Regions from separate parts of the Homo sapiens genome. Here region 2 is linked to region 1. The links are chromatin contacts, found by Hi-C or POLR2A ChIA-PET in ENCODE. All regions are on one chromosome and are shown on one strand. The core of a region is the stretch at or near the end of the contact, and the rest is flanking DNA. Distances in the headings are between cores, read along the strand shown. Region 1 overlaps AFAP1L2 (actin filament associated protein 1 like 2). Region 2 overlaps FHIP2A (FHF complex subunit HOOK interacting protein 2A).

Region 1 (3,836 bases), core at 933-3,432:
AGCTTCCCCTGCCCCACATAGAACCTAATGGCAGCATTACTAAAAGCAAAGGCTGTAGGCATCAGAAATAAACATGGCAGACCCATGGCACATACAGCCCAATGCCTTGTTTCACCACCACTGGCTAGCACTACGGGGCTCTGACCATGTGCTGAACCTACTGCCAAGCTCTCTAAGGGCAAAATTTCACTCCAACCCTACAAATCCCCAAGGAAAAAGCTATCAACCCTTTTCAGATTAAGAAACTGAGGTTCAGAAAGAGTAAGTAATTGCTCATGGTTGCAATGTCCAAGCCTGATATGAACCCAATCTGCACGAAGCCACACCCTGCAACTTTCGAACAGTATTTATTTCCTACAGCTAAACACAGACCTCAGACAGTCTGAACAGTGGGGGATGAAGCATTCATGCCTCATGGAAGGAAGCACTTGGAAGACTCTGGGTAGGTCAGGGATCAAAAAGCTCCTTTCCTTCCTTGGCTTTACCTGGTGGGAAGGACACGGGACCACAATGCAGGGATCTCAGGCAATTTTCCTACCCCTACCCCCAGTAAGTACAGGCATCCTTCATGTCCTCTCTCATCCCAGCGCCCCCTTCAGTGAAAAGTGGACAACTACAATAGGTTTGTGGCACCTTGACCTCTTGGGAGAAAGATGAAGGAGGATATTATTTTAGGATATGCTCAAATTTTTCCTGTGGAAAATAGATGGATCCAAGGTGGTCTACCTGGCGGTGACTTACCCATTTGGAAGGGACAGTGGCCACTCAGATGGGTGGCGGGGAAGCTCAGTTTCACTGCATGAAAGCTCCCTCGCACCATCCTGCTCTCCCATTTCATCTCTCTCTACATTCCCTCTCAATGACAAGCTCCTCTCAGCCCTCATGAACACACACACACACACACCCATTCAGAACCTTTGCAACTGCCACTGCCTGGGCCTGGTTCTCCCCACAGCAGGCTCTTCCTCTTCCCTGAGGTCTCAACCCAAATGTCACCTCCCCAGAGAGACTCTCCATCACCCCCAGGCTAATGTTGGACACCACCCCCCACCATCACCAAGTTACTCCCACAACATCCTGCTTTCTTTCTTCACGTTGACTCATTACTCTCTGAAATGAACCTGTTTTAGAACGGTGCTTGCATGTTTGTGGTCTGCTTTCCTCCACTAGAACACAAGCCCCATCAGGACAGGGGCCTCGTCAGTACTGTGTCCAGCCTACCTCTGCACTGAGACAATGCTTGGCACAAAGTAAAGCTTAGAAAATGTCCATTGTGTGAATACCTGGATATTCTCCCATTTAAAGGGGCTAATTAAGGACATCAGCACGTTCATTACAAAATCACACATCCTTTGAACTGGAAGGGACCCTGGGGCTGATACTTGAGCTTGAGAAAACAGAAATGAGGATTTCTATTGTCCCCTCACTTAAGATATCAATATCCCAAGGGACCCAGAAATTGGAAATGCAGGTTCAGAGACATGGGCAGAAACTGAACACTGTCAGTAAAGGATGGACAGGTTGGATGAAGAACAGCTAGAAGGAAGAGGCATCAATAAGCAACATCCAGGGCATGAGAAAGAATGCTGGGAAAACAGTGACACCACCAGTGCCAACCTCAGGGGTTATTTCTATGTTCCGGAAGACTTAAGCTTTAGTTACTGACTTTAAATGCAATTGGAGTTGCTGCCCACACCCTGAGCCCACATCCAAAAGGGTTAGCTCTTCTCTTGCCCACACTTGCGAGACCCCAGGCAGCACCAGGTCCTGCCTCTGGGGCCCAGGCAGGACACAATGCGAGGCAAACAGGGACTCTGGTCATCTGGTCCACATGGACCTCTGAATCTCAAAAAAGGATTTTTTTAAAAAAGAAAGCAACTATTATTTCAAGTAGAAATAGAGATGATGGAACAAAAAAGATCAGGGGCCAACTCTGTCCAGATCAGATCAACCCAGGGTGGGAAGTGGGGAGAGGGAGTGTATCATGCTTGGATACACTGATTTTGAGTGAATCTCCTAAGTGAAGAGGAGCAAAATGAACCCCCTAGCTCAGAGTCTAGCGATCTTGTGTCCAATCCATCAGGTACTAGAAAAATCTAATTCCACTGCATTTTACTCAGTGTGATAAACATTTGGACGCTGGCTGTCAGCCATGACCTGTACTTAGTGATGTGAACCCAAGGATGACTAAGAGCTCAGGCACTCAGAATGGCTGGAGGTGACTGAAAAAATACACAGCTATGAAAAGCCAGCCCTACCACCCCAGGCTTATTCATGCATCTCCCCCGTTCTGTGACAATGGTGGACTGCTAACCACCACTACAGCCCTCGCAGTCAAATGCAAGCTTTAGAGTCAAACGTAGGGATAGTCTGTTATCACAGCTTCATGAGAACTTCTTGGACAGTCCAGAAATTAATATGAAGGAAAATGACCTTCCCATGATTCCTCCATAGGGTGAGGGGTGGTGGGGAGTCTCCTCCCCATCCTTTCACAGCACATGGCTTGAGCTTCTGGTATTGTTCTCACTATGTCAAATTCTGCTCCAAGTCAGAATTATTTGTAGGCTTCTGGCATTGACAATAGGCTACAAGCAAACTCATGCAATTTCCTTTTCTTCCCCATACCCCATTCTCCTCCCGCAACAACGATGACCTTCCTAATATGCACCTTTCCGTTTGTATGTGTTTTGCTCAATGTGGACTGCTTCGTGAATTTTGAATGACTGTAAATGCTATTGTCCACTGTCCTATTCTGGTTCCTGCCTTTCCATCAGCACTGTGTATTAAAGATTCATCTATGCCATTGGATGTATATCTCAGCCATTGCTTCTACTGCTGCATAATTCTCTAAGACATGTATCTATCAGTTCACCTGTTCCCTCTCCCAAGTGACACCTAGACTGCTTCCCATTCTCCACCATGACAAATAATGCTGCAGAGATCATCCTCAACCCTGCCCCCTTATGGACCCATGCAGACATCTCTTTGGGAATTGCTAGATCGTATGGTAAGTGCATCTTCAATGCAATTAAGAAAAATCGGCCGGCTGCGGTGGCTCACGCCTGTAATCCCAGCACTTTGGGAGGCTGAGGCGGGCAGATCACGAGGTCAGGAGTTCAAGACCAGCCTGACCAACATGGTGAAACCCCATCTCTACTAAAAATACAAAAGTTAGCCAGGCATGGTGGCACGCACCTGTAATCCCAGCTACTCAGGAGGCTGAGGTAGGAGAATCGCTTGAACCTGGGAGGCGGAGGTTGCAGTGACCCGAGATCACGCCACTGTACTCCAGCCTGGACAACAGGGCGAGACTCTGTCTCAAAAAAAAAAAAAAAAAAAAAAAATCCTACCTTCCAGACTGGCTGTACTAGCCTATACTCCCTCAGCTCTGCATGAAGATGGTTGAACCCAGCGTCCCTGGGAAAATGGGGCATTGTGCCACCTTCTCATTTCTGCCAGTCTACTGGGTGGTGGTTTTGGTTGACCTGCCTCTGATGACTAAAGAAGCCCAGGCATTTCTTCAGATACTTGTCAGCCTTTTGGCAGCTTCCTTGACCTGTAAACTCCTGTTCATACCCTTGATTCACTGTCTTTACTATGTACATTCATGCCTTTTTCTGGTTAATGTGCCTTGTATATCCTAAATGTTAATAGAACAGCTTTTAGACATTGTAAATCTCTCTCTCCTTTCTGCCAGCTGCCTATTAATTTTGTCCAGGGTGTCACTCAGTGAACAGAGCCCTTAACTTTGATGTAATCCAACTCTAAGAAAACCTGAGGACAGCAAACATTTCTCATTCAGTTCCTGTTTCTTTCTTTTCTTTTTTTCTTTTTTT
Region 2 (3,836 bases), core at 536-3,035, 440 kb after region 1:
GTGTTTTCTTGTCCTCGTTATCTTTTTATAATTGTATATATTAGCATCTGCCAAATTATCTGGCTCCTGCTCTGTAATATCCTTAGCCTACTTTGCTGAGGTTAGTGAGAAAAAGTTAGAGTGGCTTGTGTTCACCTAGTCCTGAAATTAATGCATTGCATTTAGAAGTGTAATGTTTTCATTTGCTTAGACCTAATGTTTTCATTTGTGGCACCACCCATCTTATCTTGATAGGAGGTTAAATCTCATGAAAAATGTTTGATGTTCTATACTAACCTTTTTTTCCCCCCTTTTAACATTCTCTCTTGGGAATGAACTCATGTGCAATGATGAATAAGCCATCCTTGTGTATTTGGATAGTTTTTTCGTAGCCCAAGGTTAGTTTCCAGTTATTCAGTTCTGTTTATTAATTTGCTTGATATTTTCCTCTATGAACCAATCTTACCATTCCTCAGTTCATTTCATTAGCTCTTCTGTGTGTTCCTGTTCATGTGTACGTCCAATTAGCATTTCCTGATGCAGTATTCCAATTAACATAGTTATCAGGATTATACAGAGACAGAAAATACCTGGATGCTGACATGAGCTTTTTTCATTATTTTGTTGGATCAGTCTGTGGAGTAATGCTTTTCCAACCATTTTGGTATGATTACTTTCCAGGTTTCCTTATTTAATTGATAAGCCTTCAAATGGGTTTTTAATTTTTAATTAACTATTTACTTATTTTTCGAGACAGGGTCTCTGTCACCCAGGCTAGAGTGCAGTGACATGATCATGGCTCACTGCAGCCTCAACCTCCAGGGCTCAAACGATTCTCCTGCCTCAGCCTCCTGAGTAGCTGAGACTATAGGCCAGCACCACCACACTCAATTTTTAAAAAAATTTTTTGTAGACACTGGGCCTCACAATGTAGACACTGTGCCCAGGTTGGTCTCACATTTTTGGGCTTGAGTGAGCCTCCCACCTCCATCTCCTAAAGTGCCAGGATTATAGGGATGGAGCCATCATACCTGGCCCAAATAGTTTTTTTAGTGTTGACTGGATGTATTCATTTAAGTGAGGCTTAAACATAGAGTTTATCTTACTGTTTAATTAATGGTTTCTCCTCACTCCCTGGCAACTACTTATAACGTGAAAAATATGACTAAGATATTTTCCAAAATTAATATTTGAAAATGTGTTGTTAAGCTGATAGACTGCATTTTGAGTATGGAAGATAAGTTCACACCTTCTTGATTAAAAACAAGAACTGTAATGTAACTCCTGCCTCCCTTTTTAGAAATGACAGTCTTCTCTCAGTACAGAAATGATTGGCCAGTAAGAGTCTTATGAAATGAATCTGTTAGCCAGTTGCCGCATGTCACAAGTCTGAATTCAGGCCTTTCTTGTAGTTAGTTCCGGGGTTAGATTGGATTGTTTTAACACAACTTCTTCAAAAGATAGATAAAACACTTTCCATGTAGTACAATTTGGTATTTGTTGAGAGCCTAGTCCTCACTAGGGAATGTGCCAAGGGCATGTTCCTCTTAAATTCCAACCAGTTCCACCCTTGCGGGCAGATTTATTCCAGAGAGGATAAAGGACAGTGTCAGGGAAGAGTTTTATCATTTTAGCTAATTCCTTTAATGGAAGTCATCTTTCAGAATGTAAGTGCAATGTTTTCTTTTCAAATTATAGTTAAGAGTTCATGATGATTGTTGAGACTAGCAATTCCTTAAAAATCTCCTGTGCCCTGGAAATTCAAACCACAAATCAAATGTATCTCATGTTTTCTCAGGCATATTCTTTTCCAACAAGTGATCTCTAGGTTCAGTCCTTCACTCATTCAGCACATGTCTTCTGAGTCACCACGAAAGCCTGGCTCCAAGTGAGGGAAACAAGGTGGACTTGGTGTGCTTGTGTCCTTGGTCACAATGCTTACAGTCTCATATGGGAAACAAAACAAATATACAAGTTAGATTACAGAATAAGGAATGCCTAAGAATGTGTTCTAGCCCATAGAGCCAGACAGAATCATGTTCCATTCCTGCCTCTGTCCCTTCCTTCTACACTTGGACAAGTTACTTGATATGTATACATTTCCATTTCTTCATTATAAAGGGAAATAATTAAACCTATCATAGAATTGTTGTGAAGATTAAAATGAGATAATGTACATGAAGTGCTTAGTGCAGTGCCTGGCACATAAAAAGTGCTCAGTAAAAGTCAACCATTATTGTCATTTGGATGATTGGTTTAGCCAGTGAACTCTATAGGAGAAGGGAGCAAGCATTTAGGATTGGAGTTGTTATAGAAGGCTCTCTGGAAGGAAGTGAGCAAGACTTTAGAGAGGCAGAGAAGATGGGGAAGGTCACTAGGAAAGCCAGGGGCAGAAAGAAGCATTTAAAAAATCTGGGAGTGGCATCAGGCACAGTGGCTCACACCTGTAATGCCAGCACTTTGGGAGGCCGAGGCGGACGGATCACCTGAGGTCAGGAGTTCGAGACCAGCCTGACCAATATGATGAAACCCCATCTTTACTAAAAATACAAAAATTAGCCAGATGCGGTAGCATGCGCCTGTAATCCCAGCTACTTGGGAGGCTGAGACAGGAGAATCGCTTGAATCCGGGAGGCAGAGGTTGCAATGAGCCGAGATCACGCCATTGCACTCCAGCCAGGGCAACAAGAGCAAAACTCTGTCTCAAAAATCAAATAAAATCTGGGAGTGGAATGTTGATGATACATGAGACACAGTAAAAGCAGAGGTGGCTTTTAGAACACTAGTTTTCATCTGAATTATCCATCTAGATACTTTTGTGTGATGGGTATATTGGACACAGTCAAGACTCCCAGTTGAAGGCAGTGTTTCCTTGGGTAAGTCAGTTAACCAATTTTGAGTCTTCAGAGTTTGAGCAAAATAGGTTTATCACAAGAGTTTAAGATCATACAGTATGTGCAAAATTTGCAGTATTACACCTGGCACATAACTACTCATTAAAAGGCAGTGACTTCTGTGTTATTTATGCATTTATATATATTATCAAATACTTAACTCTGTGTCATGCCTGAGTTGGAAACCAGAGATTGAGTGATGAAAAAGATGATACAGTTCCAGCCCTCATAGAGCTGACAATCTAGTGGAAGAGATGAATAATTAAACAATGACAAAAGTGGGATATGGGATAAAAGAGAGCAAGCCAGCTGGTAAAGAGTATCAAGGCATAGGCCGGGCCCGGTGGCTCACGCCTGTAATCCCAGCACTTTGGGAGGCCAAGGCGGGCGGATCATGAGGTCAGGAGATCGAGACCATCCTGGCTAACACGGTGAAACCCTGTCTCTACTAAAAATACAAAAAATTAGCTGGGCGTGGTAGCAGGCGCCTGTAGTCCCAGCTACTCGGGAGGCTGAGGCAGGAGAATGGTGTGAACCCGGGAGGCGGAGCTTGCAGTGAGCCGAGATCACGCCACTGCACTCCAGCCTGGGTGACAGAGCGAGACTCCATCTCAAAAAAAAAAAAAAAAAAAGAGTATCAAGGCATATATAGGGACTCCATCCTAGGCAGGAAGAGCCTGGTCAAGCTTTGCAGAGAAAGCGAAGTCTAGTTAAGGGTTTCATGTCAACTTGGGGTTGAGATAGTCATTGCATGAATTTTTTAAAATTTAATTCTCTGTGTTGTAAAAAATTAAATTGGAATCTCTTGATACTGATTCACACTTTTTTTTTTTTAACTCAGAGCATCAATATTTTTATGCAGTGATAAAACAGGTAATTTGCATGTTAGAATTAGTAATGAAAGTTTACCAGAAAGTTTTACATAAATAAGGACATTTATTCATGTTTGAACAAGATTATTAC

What was found. A loop is a pair of places that touch in the nucleus more often than their neighbours do. ChIA-PET counts read pairs that join two places held with the same protein, here RNA polymerase II (POLR2A). Pooled maps may share reads with other maps.
Region 2: a loop to region 1 is called in a pooled map, with 2.9 times the contacts of the local background. The contact joins two enhancer-like sites. A Hi-C loop is called at or near these places in 2 of 50 pooled maps. POLR2A ChIA-PET finds 5 or more read pairs at or near these places in 2 of 52 experiments (HEK293 and OCI-LY7).

What each region holds. Positions count from the first base shown.
Region 1 is chr10:114,387,401-114,391,236 of GRCh38, forward strand. The region is part of intron 1 of AFAP1L2 (actin filament associated protein 1 like 2); the gene reads right to left. Among named protein-coding and RNA genes, the nearest start is that of AFAP1L2, 15 kb to the right of the region's middle. Within about 2 kb of position 2,183, at least 4 of the 41 ENCODE cell types and tissues checked have a DNase peak (open chromatin) inside an H3K27ac peak, as active enhancers do.
Region 2 is chr10:114,824,311-114,828,146 of GRCh38, forward strand. The region is part of intron 1 of FHIP2A (FHF complex subunit HOOK interacting protein 2A); the gene reads left to right. Among named protein-coding and RNA genes, the nearest start is that of FHIP2A, 4.4 kb to the left of the region's middle. Within about 2 kb of position 1,786, at least 4 of the 41 ENCODE cell types and tissues checked have a DNase peak (open chromatin) inside an H3K27ac peak, as active enhancers do.